Linked DNA regions of Mus musculus: all the other regions are linked to region 1. Evidence: chromatin loops called from intact Hi-C (ENCODE). Cell type or tissue: left cerebral cortex. All regions are shown on one strand.

Evidence for each region. A loop is a pair of places that touch in the nucleus more often than their neighbours do. Peaks named below come from ENCODE experiments on the same cell type or tissue, not always from the same donor. Only the 100,000 strongest peaks of a DNase experiment are listed, where the experiment ranks them.
Region 2: a loop joins it to region 1, with 6 times the contacts of the local background. A loop is called at or near these places in 25 of 42 quality-filtered maps.
Region 3: it touches region 1 in a loop (2.4-fold over the local background); 4 of 42 quality-filtered maps call a loop at or near these places.

The regions. Positions count from the first base shown.
Region 1 is chr13:8,992,950-9,000,949 of GRCm38, reverse strand. Gtpbp4 (GTP binding protein 4) reads left to right here and starts at 4,938. Exons shown (of 17, transcript NM_027000.4): 1 at 4,938-5,001. The coding sequence starts at 4,954. In left cerebral cortex, a CTCF peak has its summit at 4,750; DNase peaks (open chromatin) are centred at 4,827 and 5,480; H3K4me3 peaks cover 2,028 bases; H3K27ac peaks cover 1,582 bases.
Region 2 is chr13:9,088,712-9,096,711 of GRCm38, reverse strand. It overlaps Larp4b (La ribonucleoprotein domain family, member 4B), which reads right to left and starts at 2,831. Exons shown (of 18, transcript NM_172585.3): 1 at 2,532-2,831. In left cerebral cortex, no CTCF peak of the experiment used is centred here; DNase peaks (open chromatin) are centred at 2,143, 2,926 and 3,930; H3K4me3 peaks cover 2,145 bases; H3K27ac peaks cover 1,146 bases.
Region 3 is chr13:9,165,986-9,173,985 of GRCm38, reverse strand. It overlaps Larp4b (La ribonucleoprotein domain family, member 4B), which reads right to left. Exons shown (of 18, transcript NM_172585.3): 15 at 7,505-7,669; 16 at 5,184-5,308; 17 at 4,980-5,088; 18 at 1-3,334. The coding sequence ends at 3,044. Among named protein-coding and RNA genes, the nearest start is that of Larp4b, 76 kb to the right of the region's middle. In left cerebral cortex, no CTCF peak of the experiment used is centred here; a DNase peak (open chromatin) is centred at 3,027.

The sequences.
Region 1 (8,000 bases):
TTAAGGCATGGAAAGAGTTGATTGGAGGCAAAGTAACCACGTGTAATTAAACTTTATGGCATATATTCAGAAAATTACAGTGTTCATATGATTTGAAGGTAAAGTTTTGGTCTCCTAACCCCAAAAGGCCAACCACTGGACATTTGTGCAGTAAAGACTTTCTGAACTCACCAGGTAGTGATGGTATACACCTTAACCCCAGCACTTGGGAGGCACAAACAGGTGGATCTCTGAGTTTGAGGTCTATAGAGAGAGTTCTAGGACATCCAGGGATACAACACAGAGAAATCCTGCCTTGAAAAACAAAAACAAACAAATTTACTGAATTAAACAAAAGTAGTGTTAAAGTCCCTGAAAAGTAACCTAGGTAGCACCCATTCTCATTGAGGGCATCTAATGAAAAGCTGGTGGGATACTCATATCATAGTGCTTAGTTACATGACCTTCCAAAGTCAGCTAAAAGCAAAATACTTGAAAGCAAATAGGGCTAGAAGGTTTATTTATTCCCTAGTCTACAAGCAATTTAAGAGATTATTGGTATTCATATAGGAAGAATTCTTAAAAGAAATTTGGCATTTAGTACATGATGACCCAAAGGAATTTCAGAATTACATTTTATGACTAATGGTGACTACACTGTCCCCCAACTCATGCTTTGCGTTTGTGTTCATGTATTTCTTACCTACCATAAATAATCCTTTGAGGGTATTTGTTGTCCCCCATATTGCCAAAGAGAAAACTAAAGATCAAAGGAATTAAGTACTATCTTCTGACTCACACAGTTTGTAAACTGGAGTTGGAGCCATAACTTAGAGCTTTTGACTCTATGCCTTTAATGCTTACACTCTCGAGGCAGAGGCAGGTGTATGTCTGAGTTTGAGACCAGCCTGATCTACATCGTGGGTTCCAGGACAGTCAGAGTTATATAGAAAACCTGTCTCAAAAAATCTCAAACAAACAAAGAAACAAATAAATGTAATTTTAATTCTTGGGTAAAAGAGTAAAAAAAATTGTGATGTTAGCTTTTTATTGGATTGGTTTATGAAACTCTTTCACATTTATTTTCTGACATGAACTTCAGTCTGTTTTCTCTTTGTCAAGGATAATCCATGTTTCTTTTCATGAGTGAGTCCTTTTCTGAATGGACAAGTGACCTGCAAGTGCAATCACATATGACATTTCATAGTATGTAATAACTTCTGTCCCTTATGCATGTTGTGTATATAAATGACTGTGCTTATGAGATAGCTGTAAGTTCAGCTGGCTTCCTCCAGGTCTGCCCCGCCCGCCCGCCCGCCCGCCCGCCACTTAGAGCTGTGCGATTCTGGATATGAAGTATGTCAGATCAGATCAGAAGGTTGCTGGTTGTTGAGGACTTTTTTCTTTTCTTCCTCTTTTCTTCTTCCTTCCTTCCTTCCTCCCCCCCCCCCCCCAAAGAAAGGGTTCGTCTGTGTAGCCTTGGTTGTCCTGAAACTTGATCTGTAGACCAGGCTGGCCTTGAACTCAGAGACCCACCTGCCTCTTGAGTGCTGGGATTAAAGGTGAAACCATGGCTGGCTATTTCTGGGATTTTAAAAAAATATTAAACTGTAAATAACTAAGTTAATATAAATACTAAGGTCATATAAATGTAAGATATTTTTCAATTACTTCCCTTAGATTAAGTGCTGAAGAAAGAATGGCTTCCCATCAGAAGCAAATAATGTATTATCTAAACGATGGTAAAAGAAAAAGGACTGGGGGGTGGAGCTCAGTGGAGGAGTGCTTGCCTAGTTCAATCTCCAGCACTTTACAAGAAAAACAAATTAGTTTAGCCAAGTGTGGTGGTGTCTCATATCTATATACCCAACAACACCCAGGAGGCTGAGGCAGGAGAATCACCACAAATTTCAGGAATTTTATTATATAGTGAGTTCCAGACCATCTTAGGCTACAAGCTGAGCTCCAGATAAGCTTGGGTTAAACAATGAGTCTCAAACCAGTCTGGGCTACAGAGCAAGACTTCATCTCAAAACAAAAGAAAACCAAAATCCCAAAACAACTTTTTTAAAAAAAAGGGTCCAACAACAAAAAAGAAGTTGGTTCTATAATAGTTTGGGGAAAGCCAGGAGTTTGAGAAAATACAGGACCTGAATAAAGGAACAATGGGGAAATAGCTTTGCTCATTTCAGATTTGTTGGACAGAGCCTTCCTGGGTAGTATGTGATTACAGCCAGTAAATTCTAGTAATCTTGGAGGTTTCATTTAGAATAATCAAAGCATGCTTATTTAACTTGCTGACACAATAATGAGCAGTAATGCTAAGATAACAAATGGCAATGTGCTTCAAATTGATTTTTAATACTGGAACGATGGGAACATGATAGACATTTTCATGAAGAAGAGCAGGACTTGTTAAAAGATCTGAAAAGTGAGAGAGCACACACAATGACTTAGAAGCAGTATGTCAAAGCAGGTTTTGTAGGAGCCAAGCCACATGTTCAAGGCTTTTTATATAATTCTTATATATCTTATATAATTTTATATAATTTCTACATATAACAAAATTGTATAGTTTTGTTTCCTCACCAAATATTATAAGGTTTTTGTAGGAGCTAAGTGAGTTAATTTGGGGTCAACTGCTTTGAACACTGCTTGAGCTATAGTCAGCCCTATTTAAGGTTTAACACCATATGGGATTCTTGAGTTACCTGAGAGTGAAAATTTTATCAATTGTCCAAGTGCTTCATCCTTATCCACTTCCTCCTATTTGAGCTGGGCTCCAAGGACTGAGTCTCCTTGGTGAATACCTGGATTCTGCTAACCCACTGTGTGGGACCACATACAGCTCTTTTGCCTTATTCCATAATTTTCCTTCTCTGCTCCTGTTCCTGGGATTCATCATCAGTAGGGCCACTCTTCTTATGACCTCACCTCTGCCCCTGAGGCCTCATCTACTAACTTTGTTTCAAGGTCTTTAGTCTTGGTCAACCTTGCTCTTGACTCTGTTCAGTTTTGTTCAGTACCCTAGTGGGGAGTCAGAATGTGAGGCTGTCCTTTCCTTTCCTTTTTTTTTTTTTTTTTTTTTTTTTTTGGTTTTTTGAGACAGGGTTTCTCTGTGTAGCCCTGGCTGTCCTGGAACTCACTTTGTAGACCAGGCTGGTCTCGAACTCAGAAATTCACCTGCCTCTGCCTCCCGAGTGCTGGGATTAAAGTCGTGCGCCACCACGCCTGGCCTTTTTTTTTTTTTTAAGATTTATTTATTTTATGTATGTGAGTACACTGTATATGTACAGATGGTTGTGAGCCTTCATGTGGTTGTTGGGAATTGAATTTTTAGGACCTATGCTTGCTCCAGTCCACCCTGCTTGCTCCGATCAATTCAGTTCACTCAGTTTTTTTTTTTTTTTTTTTTCCTTTTTGCTTTTTCTGAGACAGGGTTTCTCTGTGTAGCCCTGGCTGTTCTGGAACTCACTCTGTAGACCAGGCTGGCCTCAAACTCAGAAATCCAGCTGTGTCTGCCTCCCAAGTGCTTGAATTAAAGGCATGCGCCACCACTGCCGAGCCTCACTCAGTTCTTGCTTACTCCAGCCCAAAGATTTATTTATTATTATACATAAGTACACTGTAGCTGACTTCAAACGCACCAGAAGAGGGTGTCAGATCTCATTATGGGTGGTTGTGAGCCTCTATGTGGTTGCTGAGATTTGAACTCAGGAACTTCAGAAGAGCAGTTAGTGCTCTTACCCGCTGAGCCATCTCACCAGCCCGAGACTGTCCTTTCCAACAGCACAGAGAGATGCATTTAGTCAGAAAAGCAGAAAGTAAATGCTCTTGGGAAATACCCAATTTAACATATCTGGAGTCTGATTGAAAATGTCTGATTGTAATTAAAAAAGACACCAGGCTGAAAGCAACTTGTATTATCAAAGTAGTCCACACTGGGGCTGTGAAGGAGAAAGGAGAAAGGAGACTTTGAGGAGAGGAAGAACCTTGAGGATTATCTAGTTAGGGAGAGACTCAGGAAGGTAAATTAGCAAAGAAGACTGCATTCTAGACATCAAGTACCAGAATGATGGATGTCACAGAAAAATAGGGAGAAAGGTTTGAAGAAGATGGCAACACCTGAGAAAGGGTCTTTTAGTTAAAAGATAATCATGAGGCAAGAGTAGATGGATTAAGGTAAAGAAATGGGTGGCTTAATTAAACTGACAGGGAAAACGCAAGTGGGAAGGTTGGCTTCAATCCATGTAGGTCTGTACGGATCAGACTTTGTGTCTATGTCTGGTGCCTGGGTTCTGGGCAGCTGTGTGGGGGGCAGAGTTTTTTCACTGGCCCATGTCAGGTGAAGGTCAGGTGAAGGTGGAGCACCCACAAACCACCTCGAGACTGCAAGGTCAGGAGAGGAAACTCGGGCCACCTGGAAGTATGCAGTCTACTCCATTAACAGAAGCCCCGTCAACATAATTTACTCGAATAAATAACTTTCCACACTGCCAGGCGACAGACAGCCTTTCTTGCTCAAGGGACACCAAAGTGATGCAGAAGCCCCGCGCTGCGTCTTCCCGCTCGTCACTCGCTCTGGCCGCGGCGTCCCCAGAGGTGGCTGGAAACACCCTTTGGAGCCCCGAAGCCGGCTTGGGTGAGGGCAGTGTTTCCTGAGAGCCCCGCCAAGGTGGCCAGCCGGGAGTCTCCCTTTCACCCCGCAAGGTTATCTCTCCCACCTCTAAACCCAGCAGATCTCTACCGCGGCTCTTGGCGGCGGACTTCCCGGCCGAGCGGGGACGCTGTGGGACTAGAAGCCTGTCTAGGCGGACGCGTGGGCCACGCCTCGCGGACATTCAGGAAATGATGTAACGCTTGAGTCCGGCAGCCAAAGTTGTGTCACGCCGGATAGCGGAAGTCCCGCCCACCTCCGCCGGCGGAAGTCCGGTCCTCCGCTTCTCCTGGTTCCTCGTGCGTTCCACCGCCGGCATGGCGCATTACAACTTCAAGAAGATTACGGTGGTGCCGTCTGCCAAGGTAGGGGTGACAGAGGTCGTTTCCGCCTATCTCCATTTCCCCGACAAGTCGCCAGGGAGGGTCCAGGCCTGTATCCCCGAGACTGGGGGAGGGAGGACACCGTGCAGTCCCTCGGCCCTCAGTGCGGAGCTCCGCTTGCTAGGCTTTGTCCTCGCGACCCTCGGAGATCAGTCCCACTCTCTGAAACCAAGCCCCTCTCCTGCTGTCCTTGGGTACCCTAAGCCCTAGAATCCCTCCAAGACATCAGGGCCGTTCCAGAGCCTATGATTCTTGTGTGGCCTGCCGACGGGACAAAGTGTCTGGGTGGTGGCCACAGTAAGGAGCAGGGTAGGAAGCCTGAAGGGGCCAGTGGTGAGCGTCGTGTGAGTACCCTCCCCTTTAAGTAGAATTTGATTCGTGACGTCACGGTCTAAAAAGATTTTAGGTAGCTGTCATTTTGTCGTTGGACTTAAAAGATGCAATTGGTTATAAGCACGCAAGTAGCCAGGCCCACATTATGTAACGTAGCAAGATGCTTTCCTCCCAAATGTCGAGAATGAGGTAGGCTAAAGAACCTAAAAGGATACACCGGTTTCTCTGGCAAGCCATGGGCATTAAATTGCAGAATCAGTTAGAGGAACCAGTGTCACTATCGTTAAATTGACCGCAGTGTGGGTGTTTTCGACATCCCCCTTTCTGAATGAGCTTGCTTTGAAAACTTGTGTAAAGAACTAGTATTTTCTGGTGGGCGTGGTAGTGCACGCCTTTAGTCTCAGCACTAGGGAGGCAAAGGTAGGCGGATCTCTGAAAGACCCTGTCTTGAAAAGACAAAAACCATGTTTCCACTAGTTGTTTTCCTTACACGTCTCTGTATTTCTCCTTTCTTCCTCTTTCTGATATCCATTCTGATACGTTTTTCACACGTTTGTAATAATTGGAAAGAAACTACATGTAGGAATCACATTTTGTTTTAGCCCACGAGACTGTCGCCACTACTTCTCAAGTGCATGTTGAAGGAACTCGTACACTTTTTATTTCACTGGAAATAGAGTTCATTGGGTCAAAGGAACTTTGTTGATATAATTGACCTAGGAAAGGCAGCCTTTGTCTCTGTTGCCCTGAAGGAGGTCTGTTTGCAGATGAGTTTGCATGTGTGTAGATAGGTGGTGGGAAATAAAAAGTCAATCTGAAGAGTATGGGGTGCTTTTGTAAAGTGTGTGCCAAGTTCTGTGTATAGAAACACATAGAATAGTCTGCGTCTTTAAGAATCATATTCTGGGGGCTGGCGAGATGGCTCAGTGGTTTAGGAGCGCCGACTGCTCTTCCGAAGGTCTCGAGTTCAAATCCCAGCAACCACGTTACGTCTGTAATGAAATCTGATGCCCTTTTCTGGAGTATCTGAGGACAGCTACAATGTACTTATATATAATAAATAAATAAGTAAATAAATCTTAAAAAAAAAGGATTTTCTGAAGGAATAACTGAATGTGTTTATACCCACCGCAGTATGATGGAGAAGTGTGAGCTCCAATTGGCCCTCTGTATGAGTTCAAATCCAGAGTCAACCAACACAGATTAAAAACACTATTTGAAAATTGCATCTATATTTAATGTACATAGACTTTATTTTCTCTTTTTTGTTTGTTTGCTTTCTTTTTGTCTGCCTTGGCTGGCCTGGAACTTATACATTTCTGCCTCTAGGATTAGGATTAAAGGCGTGAGCCACCATGCACATAGACTTTTTAAAGGAGCATTCCCTACATATAGTTACAGCTATTTACCGTATATGACAAATATATGTGGATTCTTCTACACACAAGTACTGTGCCATTTTATAAAGTGAACTCAAATATCTCTCTGTTTTGGTGGGCGAGGGCTTGGGTGGGAGGAACCCTGACTATAAACTCCTGTAAATATCAGAGATTTGGGATAACATAAGAATGTAGTGAGAACTGGGCAGTCGGTGTTAGTGCATGCCTTTAATCCCACTACTGAGGAGGCAAAGGCAGGAGATCTCTGTGAGTTTGAGGCTAGCCTGGTGTACAGAGCAAATTCCAGGACAATCAAAGCTACACACAGAGAAACCCTGATTAGAAAAATAAAAACAAAGAATATACTAATAAATGGGTGAGTTTGGAGAAACTTTTCAGTAGGCAACTTTTAAAAGATATGAGGACCATGGAAAGGAACAGAGTAGAAGAGCAGCAGGCCTGAGTATCCATGCTCTCCGTAATCTGGCAGACTGTATTGTGATTACCTGCTTGCCTTTGGTTTTGTTTCGTTGGATCTTAGTGTCTTCTTCACTGTTTTGTCTTCAGCATTGTGTTCATTCTATCCTTTATTATAGAAAATGATCAATATTGTTCAATTAATGGAAGTGATCAAGGGAAAGTAGAACAGCTTTCTATGGTTGGGTAAAAGTGAATAAGTACAAATATCTCAAATAGTCTACTCAGCATACCCAGGAAATTTTAGATGATGAGTTTTAGATTTTTCATTTTATACCCCTTTAAAATCAAAGCTACAAAATCCTTGAAATTGAAGAGCTGGCTCTTTTTCTTCTGATTTATTCTTGAGTTTATTTGAAAGTTAAAATAGCATTAAAAAACATGGGGTAAAATATATTTCAGCAACCATTAGCAAGTCCTCTCTTCTACCCCAGGCATATTTTTATTGGAAGAGTGACAAGGAAGGGGCCTCCTCCATCAGTTGGAAGTATTCACAAGTTTTTCAGCCATTCCAAACTCAGGTCCTGGCGTGGTTGGACACATGGAGCATGCTCCCATTATCAGGGGCAGGGGCTGGGTCTTTGTGAGGCATGGCCTAGTTGATCTTGGTGTCATACTTGGTGTAGGGGCTGAGCGATTGAGGGCATAAATAATGCAAGGCTCTGACACTTAGAGACACTACCAGCACTGTCCCTTTTGGTCAGGCATTCTTGAGGAGGGTTGAGATTCTCCCAACTATCTTAGTCTTGGTGGTGGGTAGCAAGTTTTCATAAAGGCCAGAAACTATAAAGA
Region 2 (8,000 bases), 96 kb before region 1:
TAACTCTGTAAGAGCAAATGGGCTTCACAGGAATTAACCTCATCCTATGCAGCAGACCATAAAAGACCATCACTTCTCACTAGAAGAAGAGATCCAGACTATAACCCTAGTTCATAGTTCAGCAGAAGTGTGAATGCCCCATGACATAAAAACGACAGTGAGAGGAGTCTATCAGCCCTTTCTTGGCTGCTAACATGAGCCATGTCTAAAAGTGTTTGTAACTCTGAGTGCCTGCTGCTTCTTGAAGGCACTGTTTACTGTAATCACCATTAAACTGTTATACAGACTTTCACTTAACATTCAGAAGTTCGTTTCATATAACATTGTGAAGACTTCTTCATGAAAACAGGTGGTTAAGTGAAATATTTGTTTCCACAGAGTTTAAATACATCTTTGTCAAACTTTGTACATATTTAGGTAAGTCACATATATTTAATTCTTCAAATCTCAGGATTTTTTCTTTTTTACAAAATGGACAAGCCCCCAAAGCATTACTATGAAATTTCAGCTACTTCATTTCAGCTGCTCTTCTACAGTGTGGAAAAATGAATGCAAACTTCTACACCCATTATAATCATCTATTTTCTCTCTGGAGCCTACTCACATATAGTATAGCTCCCTTCTCCAAACTTATATGCTGTCTCAGAACCTGTCTTCTATGACAGAGACACGTGATCAAGACATGAGTAATAAATTAAAATTGCCACCTATAAGGCAGAATATCAAAATTAGGAATTCAGTAACAATAAAAATAGCAAAAAGCAAACATCTGCATGCTTCATGCTTACATCAGTCTTATGAGACTTTTCAAAATTTTAGTCACCAAGAAAGTAAGTTTTTTGTTTGTTTGTTTTTGGTTTTTTTCAAGATAGGTTTCTCTGTGTAGCCCTGACATTCCATCTGTAGACCAGGCTGGCCTCCCTTCCTTTGCCTCCCTAGTGCTGGAATCAAAGGTGAGCTCAGGATAGCTTCTAATGACTAAGAAGCCATGCCGTTCCATATAAATAAGTCAACTCAAGTCACATTAGTTTTCAAAATATGAGATGAAATATATTTCTAACTAGTTAAAGTTTTAAGGGAAAATGTACTAACTAAAAAATAAACTTTCAGAGAGCATTCTACTTTAGCAATTCCCAACAAATCTCCTTAAACTATTTCTTGTACAATTTGATTACAATACTGGATTTTGGTATATTAAGCACGAAGAAAAAAAGCCTCAATTAAATTAACCCTGACTGTAAATAAGAGAAGCCAACCAAGTTAGGGAAGTATAGAAATTGCACATAATATACTAAAAGACCACCAAAAACAAAAACCATCACCCTTTTCTCCTCTTGTGGTCTTGCAAACACCAACTCAAAACAAACTGCAAGTGCATTTTAAATATTCAACTCAATTTGAAAAGGGAAGCAGCTAAATATCCTAAAAGAAACAAATGCAGTTGCTATTGCCTCTATTTAAAACTCCCTTGTTTGACTGTGTGCTACAAACTAATTCCACTGCAGCCATGGGAAGCCCTCCCGTTTGTTCAGTTATGGAAAACTTCAAAGTTTCAGTTTATGATTAAAACAAAGTATTCCAACGCCAGTGAGAAGGTCGCGAATGGAAGGCAGATTGAGATCATTTTTCTCCGGGTCGTTTTCTCACATTTCGAGTCAGTCCAAATTCAAAGCCACCTTACACCAAAAAACGAGGGGGTTAACAAGATTACATTCACTGAAAGTCACAAGATGCAATGACCTCAACTCAACAAACTTCATGTTCTACTATACACCACTGAGAAGCAGGTGGTTAAGAGGTTCCTGGCCGGTTACCATGAGTCTTCACATTTAATTTTTATTTCTTAACTATCTCAAAGTCGGACCCGCTCAAGTCTATCAAGTGTATGGGGGAAAAGGGAGCAGCATTCCAAACACACACTCGAGCAACAGGATCCTAACTTCCTGGTTCTAAAGGAATGCGATTCCCTAATGAGCCACCTCTCCCCGCAGCAGCGAGCGCGGCTGTCTGGCCGGTCTCCGGCGGGACCGAGGGGGGCGAGGCCCCGGGCGCCGCACTGCGGGTCCCCGGGGCCCGCCCGCCTGCCCTCGGGGCGATGGTGGCCTGCGACCCCAGCCCATTCTCCTCGGGCTGCATAGGCAAACCCCCAAGAGCCTGGGAGACGCGGCCTCCGGGAAGACTCTGCACACGTCTCACTTCGCTCCAGTCCTCCCCGGCCAGGGCCGTGTCAGTCAGGTCTGACCCCGGCCCGCAGGTCCTCCCAGGTCCAGCCTACCCCGGGCTATCGGGGCCACAGTCCAGCCTGCCCTGCCGCTCCCTCCGCGGCACTGCCCCTCTTTCTGTCCTCCCCAGCGCCGGCCCCAGCCCGGCCCTGTGCCGTTCCCCTCCCCGCCCGGGCCCGGCCCTGCCCGCCACTGGCCCCGTCCCTCCGGGAAGATGGCGGCCCGGTGACAGGCTGGTGGAGGCGCGGGTCCGAGCACGGGGCGCGGAGGGAGGCCGCCCCGTCGGTGACCGAGGACCGCCCCGCTCACCTGTCAGCCGCCCGCCCCGCCCGACCGGCCGCCCGCGGGCTCGTCGCCGCAGCCCCGGTGCCCGGCGACCGCGCAAAACACGCGGGGACGGCCGAGGAGGGAGACGGCAAGAAAAGGCGGCACGGCCGGGCCGGGCCGGAGACAGCAAAGAAGAGCGGGCGCGGACTTGGCAGCGACGGCAGCCGATCCTTCCTTTTTCGGGCCCGAAAATGTCTCAACCTCGAGACTCCAGATCCCCAACGCTCCTTCCCGTTCGCATGAGAACACACAGATCCCACTTCCGGGGCCCTGCGGAAGTCCCACCCCCGCGCGGCCCCGCGCCCTACCCCGGCGCCCTCACCCACCCGGCCCGCCGACTGGCGTTTGGCGCCCAGGAGAGCCTAGCGTCATGGAGGCGCTGCGTAGCGATTGGCTAAGAGGGGACGCGAGTCCTCCCTTCTACTTCCCCCGGCCTCTCGGCGCGCACCCATCTCGCGGCATCTGTGATTGGCGCGTGCGCGCACGACGCCAATTTCCCCCCCCACACCCCGCACCGCCCCGCGCCGCCCCACCCCGCCCCGCCCCGCCCTGAGCTGCTGCGCGCGCCGCACACCTCGTCTCTCCCCGCCCATTCTGCAAGCCCCGCCCTGTAGCAGTCGGAGCGCCAGTTGTAGGCAGCTTAGCATCTTATGAGCAAGTGCTGGGGTGTGGGGCGTCCCAGGCTGGTGGCGTCCTGAAAGCGCACCCCTCGCTCCGGACCCGCTGTCCCCAGGACCTGGACCCATGTCCGGCATTTCTCTACAGCTTCCCCGACTTCAGTATGGGACAAGAATGATTTGGATAAGCAAAGAAACCTGCTCTTGTCGCTTCCCAGAGAATTGAAAATACTAAAACCCTTCTTTTATCGATTTTCTTTTAAAAAAAAAAAAGAAAAAACGTATATTACATTTACTTTACTTAAAACTTGCTGCCTACTTATCTGCGTTTATTCGCCGGTTGCTTACTGTCTATAATTCATTATTCGAAGCCATACGAATTTTTCCCGAATGAAAAAGCTCTCTTGGAACAATATCCATGGTTACCATACCATACCATACCATACCATACCATACCATGGTTCTGCTCATTGGTTTCTAGGAACATTTTTCAAATACTGAAGAGTGCATTTTGGAAGAACCATCTTTGACTCTCCTGTATTGGGTCTTTTTTGTGGGAGTTTCTTCTCTTCCTCCCTCTGGGTCTTGATGCTCAAACTCTTGGTGTTTACACTTCAGAGCAAAGGCCTTAACCAAGTGAGCCACCTCACCCAGCCTCTATGTGACACCTTGTTGCAGTTACTAGGCTTAAGACTGTTTCCTAGTTAACTATTTCACAGGCATTCTCACAGTATTTAGTCTCATAGTAACTATTCTCACGGTATTTCTTCTTCAAAGACCAGTTCTCACTATTTTTACACAGGCTGGCTCCCTCGCATTGATTGTTTTGCCTCCCACCTCCCGAGTTGGAAGTACTGCCTGGCACTATGTGCCCTACTCATTGACGTGTCTCTAAAGATAATAAATTGTAAGTAAAGCTTGCCTCTGGTACTGGAAAGAATATACAACATTAGTACTATTAATGCTTTTCCCTTCCCTGGTAGTTCTGCCTGCTGTTAACACCTCGGGGTATTTGGTGTCCGTAAATGCAACTGGTACACCTAATCCAGAGTACCAACAGGTATGTCCTTCAAATATATCTTCTCCATCTTGTCAACAAAGATCTTCATGGCTCCTTGTCTTTCCTACAGGATAACATTAAGTACTATTGCATAAAAAGAAGGACTTTCACAAACTAGTGAAAACGGTCTATTTCCTTTCCTACCCTGTAGATTGAGACACCCTAACTTTCCAATTACATTAGTGTACTAAGAATTCTTAAGACATTGGGTGAGTCAACTCAGTCTATGCTAGAATAAAGCACAGCCTATACAAAGTTTTTACTGAGAACCAAGTCAGCATTTAATAGGTGTTTTTTCCTATAAATCCCCTGGGATGTGGTTCAGTGATAGTGCCTGCCTGACATATGAAAGGCCCTGGCTTCCATTCGTAGCATGGAGAGAGAAGGGGAGAAGGGGAGGAAAGGAGAGGAGAGGGAGATAGAGAGGGAGAGATGAGAACCTACGATCCAGAGCATCTTAGGTCCTAATCACTATGATTCTGTTTCCCTCATACGCCTACCCTCTACTTCTGATCTACTCTTGCTTATCTCCCCCCACGCCCCCCCCCCCCCGCCCCTTTCCTGTGATCCTATCTCCCTTCTAGGTCCTCTCTGTACTTTGTAGTTCTAGTAAAGACTTAGCAATCAGAGCCAGATGCAATGGCTCTCACCTTTTGCTTGAGCAGCTCATGGAGGTGAACCAGATGGATCACTGAACTCCAAGCACTCCTGGGGAGCGTCAGTGTGAAACACTGTTTCAAAAAAATAACTGAAACAAGATATCCATCCAGTCACTACTATCCCCCTTTTTAAACTTTTAAACACTTCATTTTCTTTTCTTGTATGTGTATATGTATCCAAAAATAATAGAGTTAATGAGGGAAAGGGGAACTCTCTTCTTCACACACACACACACACACACACACACACACACACACACATACCCCTTTTAGGTAGAAGGGATTGATTCTCATGTGGGAATTAATTTGTTCCTTTCATCATGTTGGGTCCCAAGGATTCAGCTGAGATCATCAGAGTTAGTAGCATGGGCCTTTGCCAGCAGACTATCTCAGTGTAATTTGCAACTGGCACCACAATGCTACCCCACCCCAGTTAAATGGTAAGTACTAGCCAAGGAACTGATAAGTGCTTTTGCCAGCTGATACACTGTGTTGTTCATATGCCCATGGATCTTCCGCTGGAGCACAGGAAACTTGCCAATGACAACATTCTCAAACAACAACAACAAACAAACAAACAAACAAAACCAGTAGCTCCTCAGTAAGTGGTGGGGCCTGGAGATCACTTCCCATCAATACCAGAATTTTGGCTACCTTAATCTTGTGCAGGGCTTATGCAGATGACCACAGGTACTGTGAGCTCATGAGTGTGCATAGCCATGTCATGTACAAAAAGTAATATTTCACACTACTCTTCCCATTCTCTAGCTCTTACCTTCTTTCTGCCTCCTCTCCTGCAATGTCCCCCTAAATATCCCTTTTAGGACACCTAAGCTCTCTGTCTCTTATCCTTAGTACTTAAGCTATGCATACAACTATCCATTGACTGCAACCCACTTGGGGGGGGGGGAGAGCTTCTCTGACTAAGGTGGAGAGCAGCCCAGGTCTATGAATGTAAACATAAACATTTAGAACTTATTTAGACAGTGTAACCATTTAGCAGAATAATAATGGCAGCTTCTAGCCCACAGCCTATGATCTCCCCAGCTAGATTCACTAGCTTTTGCCACAGGCATGATATTCTCTCCACAGAGATAGGACTCAAATCCAATCAGAAGGCTGTTAGTTCTCTCCTAACAGCCATGCCAGTATTATAGCAGTGGGCTTATCCTGCTCAGTAGGTCAATACTGTAGTATGCAAGGTCCAGTGCTAGGTAAGACTCTTGATGCCTTTCCTCCTCCAGCAGCCTACATAGCACCTTAGCCAAAAAATAAGACATTTTCAAGTTGGATTAGCACTGGTTTCTCTGTGCCATGCAGCCAAAGTGTGTGGCGTCCTCAGCAATAGGGTCTTACCTTGAAACTATGTTAAGTGACCAAGGGCAATGACAGTTACCTATGTTCCTTTGGGGACCTCTGGGGCCTCCCTAACCAATCACTCGTAAGGAAGCATTCCATACCTTGGTAGTAAGGCTCTCCTTTTATAACTCATGTCCACCCATGCAGAGAAGTTCTATTCAAACACTCTTTTGTTAAGGTGTATTTTAAAATTATCTTGCTAACTAGTGAGTTTTCATATGGCTTTCAATTTCTAATCTAGGCATAGCAGTCCACTCAGGAATCCCAGCACTGGAAAGACTGAAGGAGGTGGTCCCAGGTTTGAGGCCAGTCTAGATTTTGCTTTTAGTCAAAGATACCAATGATGCCCTGGACTACAAAGGGAGGCCCTATCTCAAAACACAACATCAATTCTAACTCTTTCCAGTTATGGTTGCCCATCAATTAAACAAATATTTTCTAAGAACTTCCTTTGTGTTAAGAGACTCTATTGAGTTCTGGGGCCAGGAGAAGAATCCTGAAGAGAAAGTAACAAGTAGGAAAGAGAATAAAGGATTTTTGAGAGGAGGATCCCAGCCACCTCGGGAAGGAAACAGGAGTGCTAGGTAACCCAAGGGTGAAGGGGCTGCTCACAAGCCTTCCTCAGAGAATGAGCACCAGTTGGGAAGCTAGAGGCAGGCTAGTCCTGTTCGGTGAGTCAAGATTTTATTATGAGGCAAGGAAGAACCCTTAAGAAGCTTTTCTCAGACTTGCTACAGACTTTTTCATACCATAAAATGGACCAGAATAGAAACACACTAAAGAACTGGCTAAGTCAAATTAGGCGGAAGTATCAAAATGAATGACAGTCATATTCTAGAATATGTTGAATTTTTTGGAATGCATGAGTTCACACAGTTACTAAGGTGTGTGTGTGTTTGTGTGTGTGTGTGTGTGTGTGTGTGTGTGTGTGTGTGTGTGTGTGTGTGTGTGGTTTGTTTAAAAATAGTAGGGATTATAAGAGAAAAGGGAAAGCTCTTTTTTATAGTACACTACTGGCTAGTAAATGAAGAAGAATTTGTTGGTTTTTTTTTTTTTAAATCAGCCATGCTGCCACTATCATAGAATTTACAACAGCCATGAATGCTAAGGTGAATGAAAGTTTATTGAGGCAGAGGTTATATATGACACTTCAATGCTTAGTAATTTCAAAGGGAAAGGACATTTTGCACTTGACAAATGTGTGTACACCTTCAGAATCAAGTGAACCGAGTCAGCAATAATGGTTTCCTGACTGACATGCGCTCCCATGAGACCAATTCCGTCATGTGGGATTCATGCCCAAAACACAATGGGCAAGATGATGTGTTGAGCATTGCACCAGCTGCATATGATTGACACACAGGGGACCATACAGCTCTTCTCCCTGCTCTTTTGCATGATTTAATTTCTTTGTGATAACTGAAATATGAGAATGCTATGGAGGATTTTAATTTCCTATATGTATTCCATGAATATGTGATATTCATATCACAGTTAAATAAATGAAGGAGTGCATTTCCTAGGATATCCCATACTCCCTAGCTGAAGAAATAAAGGGGCCCAGACAAAGCCTCTGAGTCTTGCATCTTAAGACACTGAAGAGACATACAGCAGAGCTTAATGGGCAAGCACAGAACCAGGAAGAAAAGAGTCCAGGCAGCAGTAGTAGGATGACCTGGGAGAAAGCAGCAACAGACCAACAGACTAAGGAACCTATGGATGAGGACCTGCAGTGGGAACTTAAGATTTGCATAGC
Region 3 (8,000 bases), 170 kb before region 1:
TTTTTTTCTTTTCTTTTTTTTTTCTTTTTTTTTTTGCCACCCACTAGTGGCAACCAGTGATGCAATGACAGGAGGGGTTCACAGAGACATCATGACACTGACTATGAGAGAGGAATCACTTGAAATTCCTGTCTGGTGAGGTGGGGCCAGATTCCTAGTCCGTATTTCCATATGGTAAGTAAGCATCATCACACAATTTTACAGGTTAAAAAGGTCCTTGTGACTGTGGTATCTCTGATTCTATACCTTGAGATACTGAAAGGAATGAGTAAACGTAAATAGATTATGAAAGCCACATACCACACTTGCTGGATGTGACATAGCAAGAGTCTGCATGCACCCTCAACAGCTTCCTATTTTGATAACTTCCTTTTTTTTCTGAGTGGAAAACCTCAAAGTGTTCAGGAAGTCTCTGTTTTGACATTATACAGCTATTTGGCATATCACCTTTGCTTCCTGAAAAACGAGTGCTTATAAAAATCACATCTGAGCAAGGCTTTAGTTCCTGATGCCAGGCTGTCACTGGCTAAGCAGTAATCAGTGTCCCACCTCGTGCATCTGCCCACCTGCCCTTGCGTGTGGCCACTGAGCTGTACACTTCCAGCCAGCAGACAGCAAGCACCTACAGCTTGGCTCTGCCACACAGGTTTCGTGCTGCAATGCTCAGCCTTGGGGAAAGGACTTCTCATTAAAAATCAAAGCTCCTCTGTGAGAGCACCCTTGGGGGTAAGGGGTGCTGACCATAATTTGGCCCCTCTTCCAGCAAAGATGTGATGTGAAGGGCCTGAGGCCTCAGGCTCGCCTTTCCAGATAGACAGTATCTGCTAGTGTGGGTTCAAGAGGCCAGCTGTTTTCTTCTTCTTCTTTCTTTCTTTCTTTTTTTTTTTTTTTTTTTTTGTCAGTGATCTGACATCTATAAGGAAATTCGTCCTATGTTCCTTTCACAGGCGTCTGAAACATCAGCACTGCGTATACTCCTATGTAACTGAATGACAGTTGCTCTGAAGGAAATGGTCACGTGCATCAGGCCATCTTTGCCTCTGGCAGGAAAAATCACTTAACAGAGTATAATTTTAATTAGCACATTCTGTTTTTTACTTTCATTGGAAGATCCTGCCAGTCTCTGCTCTCTATACTCTCCTTCAAAACCCTCACATATCACATATGATTAGTATGTACTTACATTCTTTTTAAGAGTATGAAAACATCCAAAGGCTTTCAATAAGACTTTCCATTTCCCTTTTGCAGCAAAGAGGCAAAATCAGTTCAACACACCAGTATAAGGGGAAAAAGAAAAACCTTAACAAATTAAAATAATACTCAAACCACAACATTTAGTTTATCTACATCAGCTCAACAGCAACATTTATAATATATCAATAATTTTTATCAGATTCTTCTCTGTAGGGTACCTTTCTCATATGTTCTGATTATTTACACTGTACAAGCAGAGCACACTCCCAAGTGCACAGATTTAACACAGTAGCGACTATTTGCATTTACAGGACTTTTCAACAATCTGAAAAAAGATCAACTGTTGAAGATCTGTAGGTATGTTACAAAAACCACTGGAGTTCTTGTACAACAGTATGCGTTCTCAGCAAAACCAACACCAGGAGATCCGCATGGCAACTGAGTAACCGATCCACTCCCGCCAACCCAGGGGCAGGTCTCCGTGAGCTCTAAGCTGTCTTATACAAAAGTTAAGGCAAAGTCATTTTCAAGTTTAAATAAAATTCAAGTCTTTAAATATTGGATGGAAATAATTTTTTTCCTTAGAAAAAAAAAAAGAAAAAAGAAACCAAAACAACCTTCAGTCTCATTAAATAGCATTTTGTGGAATAAGCTGTATGGTTACATATAGCAGGAAATAGTTTAATGTCTGCTGCTTAGAATACTTAAAGAAAAATCTTAGGCGTTTTAAAACAAAATAATTTATCTGTAACTTTATTATGAACTTGCTAACTTGACTGCACTCTCGCTCCTCAGAAGTGCAGCTTCTGAAACAATCAAGAAAACCCTCGTCCTGGAGGTAAAAGAGCAAGGACTCTGTCCTCGCAAGCCAGAGGGGACCACCGACAGCACTCTCTCACGGCTAGGTACTTCTAAATCCACGTGCTGATGCAGAGGGACAAGAAGACATCCACACAGAGCTGGCTAAGACACGACTCTCCAGAGTGTGGGGGACACAGAGAGAGCATGGAGGATGAGAGCCAGGTAGCCACTCACTCACAGGGACACACATCGTGTACAACTTCTGACATCAGTGGGCAGCAGCAGTTTCTAATTCCATCTAGGTTCTATTCACAATGTGCTTTGAATTTATTTTACATAGTAGCCACTTGGAACTGGAGTGAGAGGCTGGTTACTTGCTCGCAGGACATCAAAACTCAAAGGTTTCAGGTCTTTCTAGGGTGCTCTTTGCAGGTTCTGCCCACTAGATCAAAAAAGAACTGTATGTACATCTGTATCTTGTTTTAAAGCTAGAGTTACCTGTTGCTAAGGGTTTAGATGAAAACACAGCTCCTATGCCAGTCTGTCAGTGTCCTGACATGCCAGTCCCTTGCTCTGTGAGGCCAAGGCTGCCCCTGCCCCTGCCATCAGCCCCCATCCATCTGCTGGACACCCTACCAATGCGCACTTGTAGACCAACTATTAAAAAAAAAAAAAAAGGAAGTAGCAGAGTTCCCTTAATTTAGAAAAACTCATTATAGCTTTGCACTCAGAGCCACGTGGAGGCTTAATAAAAAATATCCATTTGTTAGGATAAATACATTTTCTATCCTGAAAACACCAGACTTCTGTATCACCTCCAGTTAAGCACCAACCTAAAATAAGGTTTATATTATATAATTAAATCCTGAAAAATACATTTTTTTTTCCAAGAGGGGGAATATCCGACTCACAGAAGGAAGTAACTTGCAGGTATCCCACGGGCCCCACAGACACTGCAAGCTCCTAACCAGCGGCTCATTCCGTACTGAGTGGGAGAGCTTCTCACGGTGGGTACAGCTCTTCCAGAGCCCTCGCAGGCACGCAGCTCTCACTGAGGAGACTTGGGAGGCGTGTTCTGTTCCTTGCTCAGGCGTTTCCCGGCAGCTGGAGGAGAGGCTCGGCGCCCAGGCTGCCTCCTCTGATCCTTGGGGACTCCAGGCGTGGACTTAAGGGCAGGGGGCTCTCGGTGTCTCTCGACAGGCTCAGACAGCTGCTTCTCCTCCTTCCCACAGGCGACAGTGCTTGGCTTTTGTTCTTTTGGGGGTTGCAATGGAGAGGAGGAAGAAGGGTCTTTACTCGTTCTCTGACAAATCTCTGCATAACTGGGCTTTCTCAATTCCTGGAAACATAGAATATGGGGTTATGTATACAAAATATCAGGGATGGAAGCTCTTTCAGGGAAGAAGTTATATAAGATAAAGTTTTTGTTTTAATTACAATTTCATCTTCATGGGTATTTTTACTTTTAAGAGATTCATAAAATTCAAGAGCAACTTCTGGCATGTCTATGGCAGCTAGTGATCAGCATCAAAGCTAACGCCTCTAGAGCTTGTGGACACGAGTACAGTATCAAAAATTCACTCTGTGAGGAAAAAAGTTATTGGTATACTTGTAGGATGTGGTGATGGACTATGTCACAGAGTTGAAATTACTGCAGAAGGAAGAATAATTACTAAATAGGGACATTGTAACAATACTGCTTCCTGAAGCACAAATGCAGTCTCTTGACTTATGTTAGATTTAAATAATTTGAAAATACACATCCATTTTTCTAAGCTAATCATGGTTGTCTTGGAAAAAAAAAAACACTAAGTTTTAAAGACTAAAAAACCCAGATGTCTCTGATCTTAAAGACACCGCTCCCTTTCCTTGTAGTCCAGTTTCCCTCTGAAGATGCTATAGAGATGCCTCTCTAGAACAGCCAGCAGCCATAAAGGCACAACAATAAAATGGGGACCAACACAAAGCCTTAAAGCATTCTTGAGAAACATGGAAGCCTATGAGGCTCAAGGGAAAAACAAAGATGCAAACCCTGGCCCCTCTTCGTTTGATCTAAGTCAGGACCAGTGCAAGTGCTATGCTTACACAGAGAGCAGGCGGGGACAGTGTGACACAGCGGTCAGGTCGTGAGATGGCTTCACTCCCGATCCTCCACATGGAGCATTACTGCAGAGCCGTAGCTGGTTTGGCACTTACACAGACTTGTGGAATTCAATCTTCCTACTTCTGCCTCCCAAGTATAGAGATGCCAGATCATCAAGGGCAGGAACTCCTGCCTCACTGTGCATCCCTGGCTGGCTGAAACTTGCTATGTAGATCACAGGACTCAAATTTGCAGTTATCTCTCTGCCCCATCTCCCAAGCATTGGACCTAAGGGCCTAAGCCAACAGAGCTGGCAGAGTCACTGGGACACATAAGCAGGGCAACAGGACAGCGTGTTGCTCTTTATGCCATTCTGCTTCATTCCATCCCTTACCCTGTTTTCCTTTTATTCTTCTCTCATATATTACATACTGACCTTAGTCTTCCCTCCCTCAAAGGATGAAGAAGCCGTGAACCACCCATGCCCCTCCTCTAGACCCCCCACCCCACAATCTGTCTAAGCCTTTGAAGCAGACAAACTTTTGTTGTTGCTGTGTTTTTCTCCGTGTAGCCCTCCCTGGCTGTCCTGAAATCTGTTCTGTAGACCAGGCTGACCTTAAACTCAGAAATCCACCTGCATCTGCCTCTAGAGTATCTAGATTAAAGGTATACGTGTACCACCACTACCCAGCTAATCATTTCATATGTACAACACACACACTAAATACAGAGGTCACCAAACTCCATACAGGACAGAGTTGGGACCTTGTTACTATCTGAAATAGAAGACCTCAGTGAACTCATACAGAGAAATGAAGGCACACACTACTGAAAGCCCATCGTCAGAGTCAGGACACACACGGGATGCCTGAGTGCTGTGGAGGGCAGGCAAGGCACTTACTGTTGCTGCTCCATTCACCTGCACGGATTTACATGCAGTTGTAGTAGGGGTAGAAGGGAGTCTGTCCACACTCTGAGTTTCCCTCTGCTTTTCTGCCACCTTGGGATCCCTGTGAAAATGCCATCTGGTTTAAGAACCACACTTAATATTACAGAGCACTTAAACTTGTACCTGGCAGAGGGCTGGCAGAATACTGATACTCACTCAGGTAAATGGACCGGGGAAGGGGAACGTTCAAATGCTGCCGACACAGCACAGGGCGCTGGCACGGAGGGCTCTCTGGGTCCCACTACAGGAACAGTGTTTGTGCTTGCATCTGTACTGAGGTTCTGAAAACCGTTAAAGTAGTATTTAGCAATTGTCATATCTTTGCCCAAGAAGTTAAGGGTCCAACCACGGCAATCTCTAACCCATCTTTGGAGACTGCTTCCTAACCCCTACGATTGATGCCGACTGGTGTATCCATACTCCAAGCAAACAAAACAATGGCATGTTACCAACAACTGTCAAGTCACAGCAGAGACACAGGAGAAGCCTCCAGCAAACATAATGACATTTTGAGTCTGTCATTGGCTGCACAGCACTCAGCCTTTTTGCTCCCAGCAGATGCATTATAATTACCCGTAAGTTTGTCTTTTCAAGTGAAGAGCTTCCAAACACACCTTACTCATCTGACATATCAGGGATCTGACATATCAGCTGGGGTGGAATTACCAAGTTACACTATGATTCACACTTGTAACTAATACAAAACAAAGACTGACATATCCATGCTTACATAAATCTGAGTGCCCAGTGGTGGGAGGTAGATACCCACAGGAGCTCTCATGAGAATCCACAAACCACCCTTAGAAGCAGGTGTACAAAAGTGCTTTATCCAATTTAATAGGCAAGGTCACTAAGGTAAGACCTGAGTGAATCAGACATTACCCCATCAACGAGTTGCTTAGTGGAGCCGTGATTCATACAAGTGTACACATGGTGTGTCATTAACCCAGCATGTGATTTTAGGGCAAGTTAAGTAATTGGCTACAAGTTTAAATACAAAAAGACAAAATTTACTAACTGCTTTTCTCTTCAAAGAAGGTGTAAGTTCAAAGGTTAAAAAAAAAGTTGCTGGAATAGAGTAGCTGGAACTTCAGCTTTGGGAGAACGGAACAATTTATACTTTTGCCGGGGAGGGGGCTGAGGGGGGGGGGGGAGTATGGGAGGGGGACAGAGGTTCTGCTGGATTGAGAACAAGTGAAAGAAACCTAACACAAGGAAGCTAATGGCTTTCTATTTGTAAAAGCATGCTCAGATTCATCGTGTGTTAAACACTGACTAACACAGATACATATGGCACTTTGCAAAGAGTCATAAATCCAGGTCAAGCACGGAGGGGCTAGGTGGCCTATTGTCCCAAGTCCTCTGCAGTTTCTGCAGACATATCACCACTGGCAGCAGTGAAGACTGTGTAACTTGGCCACAGAGTCAAGAACAGCCTTTCAGAAAGCAATAATTGTTTCTTTAAACAGGGCTTTCCACAGAAACTGAAGTACATTCCGAGCAGCAGCTGTCTTTGGAGCTAGGAGGCCTACTATTACTCTCTTATTTATTACTAAGGGAGGAGGACATGCTTGAAAACAAGACTCCATGACTGCTGAAATGATCATTTTCTGTTTTATAAGCCAACTGGAAATTATTAGGTGAATGTTAAGACTTACACTGTCCAAGACATCTCAACTCTAACATGTAACCCTTACTAGAAAAGTTAGGATCTTGGGAAACTCAGTGTCCATGCTAAAAACAGTGGCAATTACTATCCCAATCTGAGATTCAACTTTTACCTGACCTTAATCTCAAGTTACTATAGCAAAGTCATCTGGCCTAGTAACTATGGCAGCCGCTACTGTGGCTCTAAACTCTGTAGTAGAGTGGTGTCCCGCCCTCTAATGAAAAGACACATGTGCTATCTGATGTACAGCCATAGTTTACCATGCAGCAGGAGGGATGTATTCTACAGCCCCCCACTGTGTGTACCCCTAGCACTTAGCCATACCTTAGTAATTGGGCAGAAAGTAATTTCTCTACATGTCCCACAGTCTTCAAACACTGACCCTGGCAGAGGGACAAATCCCATTTCCAGCCTGCTAGCTAAGTGTCCTTCAAAGGCAGGCCTGGAAAGGGATCTCCTGAGATGAGGACTGTAGTGAAAGACCACGATGCAGCCCAGAGTTTACCTGAAGCCACTACACTACAGCAGAGCGAGCCTAAGCTTCTTCCTACGTGCACTACGTAGATTACCACAAGTCTTATTTCTGCTCTAATTCAGACTTATGGGTCTAGGCATCTGTACAGCACAGGCTTCAACGGCAACCCCAGCAGATGGCAAGGAAAGGCTGGCTTGAGCTGGCTCCAAGGATAAACAGCTATCACCCCAACCTCACCCCCCCCCCACTTTCTAATGTGTGCAAAAGACCTGGGTCAAGTCCTGGTACAAATCAGTGCCTAGAAAACATCAGCAACTGTAACACATAGCTTACTCTTTCTTTTGAAGATCCTATGATCAAGCTGGAAAGCCTGTTTTCAAACAAGTCCTCTGTCTTCAAATTGCCTGCAGCTCCAGGTAATGGGGGGAAGTTGGACAGTCCCAGTTCGAAGCTCGGTGATGGAGGCTTTGGTGGTGTTGGAGACTGCGTCTGACTGCTCTGCAACACAGCAGCACCCCGTAAGGTCACACAAGTGTGAAGTGACAAGGGTAGAAAGCAAGTCAAAGAATCTTCCAACTTTCACACCCGCCCCAAAATTTATAAATGTTGCACAAATAATTCCTAGGGTCCAACTAACTTGAAACTTAGGCCACCATGATAAACTGTAAGCAGAGTCTAGAAAACAATAACGTCAGAGTTCAAATGTAAACAGTAGGCCAGTGTGAGGGTACAGTGGCCAAAAGTCTGCTGCTAAGCCTGAGGACCTAAACTTAACCCCTGGGAACCACACAGTACAAAGAAAAAAAGAAACTACTCATACAAGTTGTCC